Linked DNA regions of Homo sapiens: region 2 is linked to region 1. The links are chromatin contacts, found by Hi-C or POLR2A ChIA-PET in ENCODE. All regions are on one chromosome and are shown on one strand. The core of a region is the stretch at or near the end of the contact, and the rest is flanking DNA. Distances in the headings are between cores, read along the strand shown.

Evidence for each region. A loop is a pair of places that touch in the nucleus more often than their neighbours do. ChIA-PET counts read pairs that join two places held with the same protein, here RNA polymerase II (POLR2A). Pooled maps may share reads with other maps.
Region 2: a pooled map shows a loop between it and region 1 (2.4-fold over the local background). The contact joins the enhancer-like site here to the promoter of LINC01118 in region 1. A Hi-C loop is called at or near these places in 2 of 168 maps with a recorded cell type or tissue (Caco-2 and K562) and 2 of 50 pooled maps. POLR2A ChIA-PET finds 5 or more read pairs at or near these places in 1 of 52 experiments (AG04449).

The regions. Positions count from the first base shown.
Region 1 is chr2:46,813,611-46,819,082 of GRCh38, forward strand. LINC01118 (long intergenic non-protein coding RNA 1118) reads left to right here and starts at 3,058. Exons shown (of 4, transcript NR_034099.1): 1 at 3,058-3,302; 2 at 3,638-3,823; 3 at 4,570-4,621. RefSeq lists a silencer at 2,316-2,580.
Region 2 is chr2:47,320,416-47,325,887 of GRCh38, forward strand. The region is part of intron 3 of EPCAM-DT (EPCAM divergent transcript); the gene reads right to left. Among named protein-coding and RNA genes, the nearest start is that of BCYRN1, 12 kb to the right of the region's middle. RefSeq lists a silencer at 2,755-3,049 and enhancers at 2,755-3,049, 3,031-3,190. Within about 2 kb of position 2,861, at least 3 of the 41 ENCODE cell types and tissues checked have a DNase peak (open chromatin) inside an H3K27ac peak, as active enhancers do.

The DNA.
Region 1 (5,472 bases), core at 1,808-4,307:
CACTTTCCATACCTGTCATGTTTATTTAACAATACCTACCTCTCAGCATTTTCATGAAAGTTTTAAGATGATATTATTATGAGTAGCAGCTGTATAACAGTAATAATAACTCATGTATACTGAGTGTATTTATATGCCCTGTACTATGCTGAGAACTTTACATACATTACCACATTACCTGACTTAACCTTCAAAACACCTCTCTGAAGAATTGCTGTTACATAACAGCCCCATTTTACCTGCAAGAAATGGAAGCTCAGAGTTCTTTGTTGCCCAGGTCACGTGGTTAGCAAATAGAGTCAGGGTCAGAATTTGAACCCTGGTCTGCGTGCGCCTGCAGCCCACCAATATGAGTCTTAATGAACAAAGTACCTACCATACAGTAGACCCTTAACAAATGGGAGTTCGAGTCCTTTCTTTCTCCCCTAAATGCACAGATTTTCACAGTGCCCTCTGAGATTTGCTTTAGAGCTTGCCCACATGGAGTTTTCAGAAAGTCAGGAGAAAGCGAGGTGGTGGGTGCATCCCCCGATCCAGGGACCCCTCCCTCCCCCCGCTCAGCCTTCCTTCCTTTTAGGGTTTGGCAAAGGCTGCTTCACTCGAGGCCTCTCATGGAGCTGGAAACAATGCGAGTTTATTTTGGCACGGCAAAGAGGGCCCGATTCCCCTTCTCTGGACGCCTCTGTGGGAAGAGGACTAGAGAATGTGGCCCAGGCCGCTGTCAGTTCCCGTTACTCTCCCCAGCACGTCCACGGCCGAGTCACAGCCATCACATGTAGCTCTGAGAAGGAAATGAGATAAGAGCTTTCTTTCCACTTCAGACTGATCATAAAATTTCCCCTCCTCTCTCCACGCTCCCCCACAAAAAGAAGTTGAACCAAGGACATGGTGCTGCCGTTAAACTGAATACTCTTAGCAGATCTCTTCTCAGTCCTGTGGGGACATCCTCACCTGGGTATTTGGCTACCTGTGGCAGATACGATAAGCAGGGCCCATGGCCAGTGTGGTGATGGAAGTCATAGACACTCAGAGTGGCAAGGGACTGTCACTGTCCTCTGATCCCAGCCCCTACCTGGCTTAGATTCAGATTCAGCCAGTATTTATCAGATGCCAACCCTGGGCCAAGCCAGGAGTGCTTTTGCATCTGTTATTTCATATTTCAGAATCCACACAACGTTCTTTTTGGAAAGGCCTTACTTTCCCATCTTTACAAATGTGGAAACTGTGGCTCAGAGAGGTCAAGTAGTTGGCTCAAGATCATGACGTGAGTAGGTCAGTGGTAGCGCTAGGATATGGTCTTCCAGCTCTGAGACCAAGCCCTGTCTGTCCCAGGCACAGGAGGAGTCTCTTCTACAACACTCCAGGTAGAAGATTCATCCAGACTTTGAATTCCTTGGGTATTCCTTATTTCTAAGGAAAGTCTCATCTAAAATGTTTTTAGGGGTTGAACTAAAACCTACCTCTCTCTCACTTTCATCTATGGGTCCTATAAGTCCTAAATCTAACTCCAGGCAAAGGGAAGAAAGCCAGAGCTCTGCCCTTGGCCATGTCTGTTCTTCAGAGATGAGAAGATGGCCCCAGATGACCCTTGGCTGCCCCACCCCTGTCCTAGAACCAGCCCTGCCACTTCCTAAATGTGGACTCATTTCTTAACATCTCTGAGTTGCCATCAGATGGGGGCGATGGTGTCTACGTTGCCAGATGGCTGAGGGACTCAATGAGAGGATGTCTCAAATGCACTTCCCCCAGAGCCTGCACACAATTAGCTCTCAGCCAATGGCAGCTATTGTTGTTTTATCGTCAATAGTATTTAACCTCTCCAAACCTTGGTTCCTTTTCTATGGAGTGGGAATTATAATACCTACTTTCGTTTCCCCCATCAACGCAAGTAGGCATTCCAATAATACCAACTTCACATGTCTGGGAGGAACGCACAACGATGCAGGCAGAGAGCGCTCAGAAACTATGAAAAGCAGGTCACGTGCTCTGGCACCCTGGCTGCCTTTTTGGGGAGCCTGTTTCCTGAGCCTTCTGTCCTTCACCAGAATTTTCAGGGTTGTGATGTTTTTCTCTTCAAAAGCATCTCCTCTGTAGCCCACTCCCCACCCCCAACAAACTTTTTTGAGCTAAAGAGAAAAAAAAAAACCATACAAATAGACAAGTGTTTAGTTGGCCAGGTGCAGTGGCTCACGCCTGTAATCCCAGCACTTTGGGAGGCTGAGGCAGGTGGATCTCTTGAGGTCAGGAGTTTGAGACCAGCCTGGCCAACATGGTGAAACCCTGTCTCTACTAAAAATACAAAAAAAGTAGCCGAGTGTGGTGGTGGATGCCTGTAATCCCAGCTACTTGGGAGGCTGAGGTGGGAGAATTGCTTGAACCTGGGAGGTGGAGGTTGCAGTGAGCCGAGATCATGCCACTGCACTCCAGCCTGGGTGACAGAGTGAGACTCCGTCTCCAAAAACCAAAAACCAAAACAAAACCAAAAGAAAAGTGTTTTGTCTCTTTTTTGCCTCTGCATGCACCCTGGGGTCAGCTGGAGTCTTCCCACCCTTTACAATATAACAAGGGTGATTCAAATCCCCTATCCTGGAGGTGGTAAAACTCAAAAGACAGTTGAGGGTAGAAGACGAAATGGCACGCATCTCAAAGACAGAGAGCAGAGAAGGTGTGCAGGTGCGGAAAGGACTGCTAGTGTCCACAGGGAACCCAAGGCCACTGACCTGGAGGGTGGGAGAGAAATGGGCGGGAATCGGAGGATGTTGGGAGAGGGAGGAAGGTGGCCCACACCTCAGCTGGGAGGCCCTATTGGAGTGCACAGGCCCCTTTGCTTGAAATCCAGGAGAAGGGGGCTCCTGAGGCTAGAATTTGTGTAGTTCTTAAAAGTTTTCAGAAGCACATTTTCCCCTGTAGATTCTTTCCTGGAACAATCCCACCAAGCCTGCAAGGTGAGGAAGGAAATTGAACACGCCCCTCCTGAGCTCCTCAGGTGCACCTCGTGCTGCTGTCCTGGGGCCATCTCCCAACTCCTCCCAACCCCTCATAGCCCTGCTCTGGAGCAGGTAAATATTCCTCACGCCAGCAGGTGAGGAGGCTGGGGCCAGATGACAGCTAGTGAGGGAGCAGAGACAAGACAAGGCGAGCCTGTGACAGAGCGAGACCCTGTCTCAAAAAACAAAAACAAGACATGTGAGCTTGGACTCCAGTGTGGAATCCCATGTCCGCTCAGTGCACCTTTCTGCCGCTGAAAGTACAAGAGGAGAGGGGAAACCCACAGGTGGAGCTGACCATGAGGACTGTCACAGGTGAGCTCAGGGGCTTGGGCGCCACCCCACAGGCCATGGGGGGCTGCTGACCAACTCTGGGAGTGACATCATGAGGAATGTGGCATTTTAGGACAGTTGCCTTCTTAATGAAGAGGACTCTGCTGAGTCTGGTGTAGCCAGGGGTGGCAGGAGCCAGCTGACATGGGTATGAGGGCTACTCCCTGACCCTCTCGGGAGGGTGTTACTAGCAGCAGCCACTGCAGCCCTGAGCCCCAGAAACACCATTGTGGAGGCTTACAGTGCCTTCTCGAAGCTACCCAGCTTTCCCTCACCAGGGGCTGGTCCTTGGTTCCCACCTGCTGCCATTCTTCCAGCTTTGAGAGGCAAATCCAGAAATCAGCCCTCCAGCTTCCTCTACCAAGAAGACTGGCGGTTACAACCCTGGCTCTGTGGGGCTTCTCTTGCCCTCTCTTCTGACTGCCCTACTTGGCTCCAGGTGAGGGTGAGAGGAAGCTGGAGATGGAAGATGCAGCTGGGGGAACTCACCAGGCAGGTCTCAGGTGAGAAGGGTGGGTGGGGAACCCGGCCCTGGCCCAGAGCACTGGAACTGTCCAGCAACCCTGGGGAAGGTGAAAAACCACCACTGAGTAGGCGGTGACCTGTTGGGTGTCGGTGAGGGGAGCCCATGGGCTGCAAAAGGCACATTGGGGTCTCCCTCTTCCCATTCACACTTCACCCTCCAGTCACCCCAGCTTGGCCCAGGGCCAGGCAGGGGAGGCGCTGATCAGTCATCAGTAGTGCCGCGATCACAGTTTTCAGAGCTCCTTCCCTGCCTTAGCCTTCTTGATCCCTCAACAGCTCCTTGCAGGAGGGAGGTAGGGCAAGCTTTGTCTTAGTTTACAGATATGGAAACTGAGGCTCAGAGAGCTCATATGACTTCTCAAAGCCATGCAGTTGATGAGGGACAGAGTGAGGTCTAAATGCAGGACCTCCCAAGAATGGTGGACTTTTCCTCTCTGCCTTGTCCCCCCACTTCCTCTGTCAACTCTAGGAAGATTGGTCTGGGGACCCCTGCAAAGGCACAGATGGGAATAAGCACCTTGGTCAAAGGATGATAAGGAAAATGGTGGACAGATGGGTTGAAGAAGGATCGCTTGATTGAATTATTGAGACCTTATTTCCCTGAGCCTCCATCAGGTGATCCTTATATCTGTCCTGGAACACTAGACCACCCAGAAACAGGTGCAGCAACCCGGGCCAGCCCAGGCCGCTCATTCTGCTCCTCCTCTTGCCTCTCCTCCTCCAGGGAACTCTTTGAATAAGAGGACACCAGATCATGCCTGCAGTTCCAGCCCAGGGTGAGGTTGAAACACTTATGCTTCCTATTTAAAGCCACATCTCATTCATCATTTCAGCACCAATCAACAATTAAACCTGATTCAATGGAGCCCTGACAGCTAATTTAAACCGAGCCTCACAATCGGCCTGACACTGGCTATTTAAAACTCTGTCCTGGCCTCTGGGGCCTTTCGGAACCAGGACTGTTTGTCCTGCCAAGAGCAAAGCCCCACCCGCTGTGGCCTGGATCCCCATGTATGTAGTGTGCAGGGTCTGTTCCAGCCATCACTGTCTCTGCCTGGCTCCCTGTAGGGCTGTGGGAGGGTTCTGGGAGAGGTCGGGAATGCCAGGAGGAGGAATTGGTGAAGCAAAGAAAAGGCAAAAGCCCACTGAGAGGTCTAATGAGCCCCAGGTGCACACACTTGTGTTGTGTGTGGCTTTCTTCAGGCCCTGGGCAAATGTGGCAGCCTGGGGTGTATTGGGAGCATCAGAACCCAGGTCAAGTCCTGACTCTGCAATCCATAAACCAGTTCCGTGACCTTGCCCAGGTCCTTCCTTAGTTTCCTCACCAGTGTGGTGAGAATAACAAAGATCTCTTCTCAAACCGTCTCCCTGGGAGTTAAGAGATTCCCCCATATCTGGTGATCCCAGGTAAAGCACATGGAAAACCACCAAGTCCTAAAGCAGAGAAGTTCTGAGCAGAGCAGGCCTGAGCTTGTATGGGGCCTGGTGCTGTGGGGCACCATGGCAGATTCCAGCCTGTGGTCATTATTGGGTTGCCTGGTGTCCCCATGGCTCTCTAGCGCTGATGGAAAACAGCCTTATATCACTAAGTGTGGACAATAACCCCTTCAGGCTGAGAACTTGGTTC
Region 2 (5,472 bases), core at 1,611-4,110, 510 kb after region 1:
GGAAGTAAAGTATTATATACAAGACCACCCAGATAGTTTAAATGCCATATAACATGGAATATAATGTTACTGAGATAACTAAAGGCAAAAATAACCTGTATATAACATGCTTACAATGTTCAAAGGGTAGCTGATGACTTTAGATTTGAGAACACACGCAGGCAGACCCATCAATACCCAAGGAATACCTTAGTCACAGAATAGGAATAGGCAAATGCATATTGATCAGAAAATGTACCTGACATGCAAACCCAGAACAGGTGAGTTTGATGTGGCAATGGACGGAGGAAAGCTGGAACCCTGAGGTTAAGACTGAGATTGGGCTGGAGTCCGGAGAGTCTGGGCTGAGGGTAGAATTCCCACTTATTATGGGATCCAGTGGGACCCTTCATAGAAGAGGCTGAGTTTCATAATCCTGGTCTATCTGATTTGGAGAGTTCCTGGAATCTGGGGAGACACCCCACAGGCTTTGTCTGAGGACTATTTGCAGTTCTTTGAACCTCAGAATAGGAAGACTGAAGTGAGAACTCAGAGCAGAGAGTAAGCCAAGGCTACTTTGAATGCTCAAAACCAGGGAATGGGTCCTACTGCTTTCCAAGTGTAAGCATGGCCAGCCCAACCAGCCCAGAGCCCTCAAAGTCAAGCCCCTCACTGGTCAGCCTCATGGCATTCTTGATCTAATGCCCTGTGGCTTTAAACTGCCAGCTTTTGCAAAAGGAAGAAGAAAGTCCTGTATTTCTTCTGGACTCCTACAGGCTCTTTGAAACAATGCTGTTTCTGTTTGAGATGATGATACCCTGAAAGCACCTGTGCACTCCTGCAACTTGTCATGTGCCCATTGAATAACAAATTGACCAACTGACATTCTTAGAGACGCCACTGAAGACCTAGTGCTGGGTTGGACCTATGGGGAGACCCAGAGGTTCATAACTCTGTCTCTGCCCTCAAGGAGTTTAGCATCCAGGGATTTAGGTGGTATTTGGGTCACTTTGGACCTCACCATGGGCACAGGAAAAAAATCCAGGAAATGTCTTCCTCAGTGTCAGCCTGAGCAAAATAATGCCCCAGCTGACATTTCTGTGTCTAGAAATGTTTACACAGGGATTGCACTGTGCAGAGCACTATACCACATGGATTTGCCTTTGTAGGTTGTACTATACTTGCACATTTCCAAGGGCTGAGGAAGGGAAGGTGAGAAACGTGGTGATGAGCCCCACTGTGGCCAGCACTGTGCCAAGCGATCTTTAAAGGTGGTGGTTTTAGCCTTACAACCACCTGGGTGGCCAGTATCTTCATTCTCACTCTGCAGTGGAGAGATTACAGCTTTAGATACTGAATGCTGTGGCTCAGGGGGCTGGGGCTGACAGTGCACCCTCGTAAGCCAGTGGGGAAGAAGTCTGGCGGCAAGGTAGCTGGCAGCTTAGGAAGCACCTGGGCTGCTTGCTAAGGAGTGGGACTTTCTTCCAGAAGCTACAGGGGGCCCAGTACAGTAGTGAGAGAGCCATCTGATCAAATCTGTTGGAAAGCTGCCTGGCAGCTGTGTGAGGGCTGGGTGGGGAAGGGGGAGGAAAGATTGCAGAATGAGATCAGAGAGAGGACTATGGAAGGACAAATCTGTTTTCCCTCCTCCCCCTATCCCATGCATACCGAATAACAGTCTCTAGAATCAAAACAAGCATTTTATTTTATTTTGTTTTTCAAGACAGTGTCTCAATCTGTCACCCAGGCTGGAGTGCAGTGGCATAATCTCGGCTCACTGCAACCTCTGCCTCCTGGGTTCAAGTGATTCTCCTGCCTCAACCTCCCGAGCAGCTGGGACTAGAGGTGAGTGTCACCACACCTGTCTAATTTTTGTATTTTTAGTATAGATTAGGTTTCACCATGTTGGCTGGCTGGTTTCGAGCTCCTGACCTCAAATGATCCTCTTGCCTCAGCCTCTCAAAGTGCTGGGATTATAGGCATGAGCCACTGCGCCTGGCCAAAGCAAGCATTTTAATAACCCATTTTAAAATTTTAGACCCAAGTCAGTGACCCCTGTATTAATTTCGGTAATCAAAAGTTGGCTAAATTGAGCCAGCTGAGTGAGACAAGGTTGTGCACTCAGCACTACCCTGGCAGGTGGCTGCTAGGAAGACATGCTAGAAAAGATTGGCCATCGTGACAAAGGGAGAGCAGGTGAAGGCACTGACGGGGTTTGGGATTTAGGCAGACCTGAGGTTGATTTCTGGCTTAGCCATTTACTAGTCATGAAACATTGAAAACATCATTTAATCTCTCCGATTTTCTTTACTTCATCTTTAAAATAAGGGTCAGCTGGGTGTGCTGGCTCACACCTGTAATCCCAGTACTTTGGGAGGCTGAGGCAGGAGAATCACTTGAGCCCTGGAGTTCGAGACCAGCCTAGGCAACACAGTGAGACCCCCCCCCCCCCGCCAATCTTTACAAAAAAAATACAAAAATTAGCCAAGTGTAGTGGTGTGCACCTGTAGTCCCAGTTATTTGGGAGGCTAAGGCGGGAGGATTACTTGAGCCCCGGAGGTCAAGGCTGCAGTGAGCCCTGATCACTATATTCCAGCCTGGACAACAGTGAGACCCTGTCTCAAAAACTACACTACACTACACTACACACTACACTACACTACACTACACACTACACTACACTACACTACACTACACTACACTACACTACACCACACTACACCACACTACACTACGGGTCATCAACTTTCTCTTGCATGATTGCACGAGTACTATATTCAAAGTGACTAGCACACCAGTGGTGCTTGGTAGGGACTAGCTAAAATATCCTCATTCCGACCTGGGAGCCACAGTGATGGCGCACATCTGCCTGGCCCCTTCCTGTGGAGCAACACTGCCCTTCAGTGGCTAAACAGTGAATGACAGGTGTGCCGGCTGCTCCCACCCAGCCCTGCATTCCACACGTCAGAAGAGTTGTTTAAGGGTCAGACCTGCCGCATGTACTTTTCACAAAGTTGGAGCCCTACCTTGGCCAGCAGGTGACAGGTCCCACTGTCCCCAGGACAGGGCGAACTCAAGGCCAGTGGATTCTGAATCTTGGGCTGGGAAGAAAACACAAGCTCAAGTAGTCTTGGAACAGCTCTCTAGAGATGGCCATGACCTCCAACCCACTCCACCCTAGCCACAAGAATAGTGTAAATGAAAAGCAAATGCCAGTGGCACATTCTGGCACCCCTTGGCAAAACAAGGAAGGAAGCCATTCCACAAACACTTAGCGGGCACCGTCCAGGCCTCTGGGTCCGTGCTAGGCTGCAGATACCATGGCCAACAAAAAGGAAGCTGACTATTTAGTTGGGAGAAGGACATTAATGAAACAATCACCCAGATACGTAATTGCAGACTATAACAAGGATCTGAAGGGAAGGCTCAGGGTGCTGACTCCATCCAGGACAAGATAAGGAGTGCTCCTTGGTGCTACTGTGGGCTTCATGAGCACCTCCTGGTGAAGCCACTGCCCCTGGGGCCTGTGCACACTGTGGACATTGAAATGCTCACTGCTTCTGGAAGTGGGCTGATGTGGCTCTGGGCTGTCTACGCCTCCAGCTGGTAGATAGGAGTCAGGGAAGTCACCAAAAGATGAATAGGCATTAGTAAGTACTGGTGGAAACCCAGGAGCGGGAATGCCATGCTCAAAGGCTCTGAGGTGGGCCCGGCACAGTGGCTCACACCTGTAATCCCAGCACTTTGGGAAGCCGAGGCAGGAGGATGGCTTGAGCCCAGGAGTTCGAGACCAGCCTGGGCAACATGGCAAAACCCTGTCTCTACAAAAAAAAAAAAAAAATAGCTGGGTATAGCAGTGTGCACCTGTAGTCTCAGCCACTCAGGAGGCTGAGATGGAGGATTGCCTGAGCCCAGGACGTAGAGGCTGCAGTGAACTGTGATTGTGCCACTACACTCCAGCCTAGACAACAGAGCAAGACCCTGCCAAAAAAAAAAAACAACAAACAAACAAAAAAACAAAAAGGCCCCGAGGTGGGGTCCCATGGGGATATCTTTAAGGAAATGTGTCTGGAGCTCAGAAACCCAGAACAAGAGTAGTGCAGGTGACACTAGGGCAGTAGGCAGGGCAAGGCCTTAGGCACTGGGGGGCAATATCAGGGGTGTGGTCTTGATCCTAAGACAGTGGGACACCACAGACAATGCTCCTGCCTCCCTGCCAGCTGTCCTCCTTCAGGGATAAGGCCCCTTTTGCTGCCTCCCTCCTCCCCTCACTGCCCAGGGTGCCTCCATCAAGTCTTCTCTGGATTTCATCCTTTTCTCCCAACTCCCAGTAACATCCTCTCAAATTAAGTCTGGGATTTTTTTTCTTCCTCCCTTCTTACCACAGTAAAATTCTGTTAGATAAAAACTAGCATTTAAAACCATACTCCAGGGCAGGTTCAGTGGCTCACACCTGTAATCCCAGCATTTTGGGAGGCTGAGGTGGGCGGATCACCTGAGGTCAGGAGTTCGAGACCAGCCTGGCCAGTATGGTGAAACCTCGTCTCTACTAAAAATAATGAAAAATAGCTGAGCATGGTGGCACATGCCTGTAATCCCAGCTGCTCAGGAGGCTGAGGCAGGAGAATCGCTTGAATCCGGGAGGTGGAGGTTGCAGTGAGCTGAGATCACACCACTGAACTTCAGCCTGGGGGACAGCGCAAGACTTCGTCTCAAAAACAAACCAAAAAAAGCATACTCCAGTCAGGCCCAGTGGCTCTCGCCTGTAATCCCAGCACTTTGGGAGGACGAAGTGAGAGGAGAGCTTGAGCCCAGGAGTTTGAGACCAGCCTGGACTACATGGCAAGACCCTGTCTCTAAAAAAAAATTTCTTAATTAAAAATAAATAAATAGAAACCACACTCACACTTCTAAGCTGCAAGGACTTGTTGCCAGCCCCGTATGCTCATCCCTGTGTGGGCTGAGCCCGGGAATGAAAGAGGAAATGTACTCCGACCTTGCCCCTGAGGGGCTTCCCATCTCGCCCTGAATCCAGGGGCTACCTTTCAGCCAGCTGCACTACTCCATTCAATGGAAATGGCACTTGGAAATGCTTCTTCTCTTTCTGAACATTTAGGTCCTCACACAGCAACCAAGCCAGTGGTCAGTGAGTGCATTTTGTGAACGCTTTGAGGTATAGAAGGAAAGAGCACTGGACCCCTGCAGTCTGAAAACATGGGTTTGTAACCTGGCCCTGCCATTTTTCAGGCTGTGTGTCCTTAAACAAGACTTCTCTGAGCCTCGATTTCTTCGTTAGTAGAGTGGGGTAAACAAGACTTTCCCTGTCTACCTTGCAGAGGGTTTATGGGGATCGTATGAAGTACCACAGTGGTTCCTGGATGGCAGTCCTTAAACAGGTGCTACACATGAGGACGTTTTCACCAGCCCACGGTGAGATGAGGAAAATCAGGACAACGAAAGGAGGTGTTTACAAAGGTAGATTTATTCAACCTA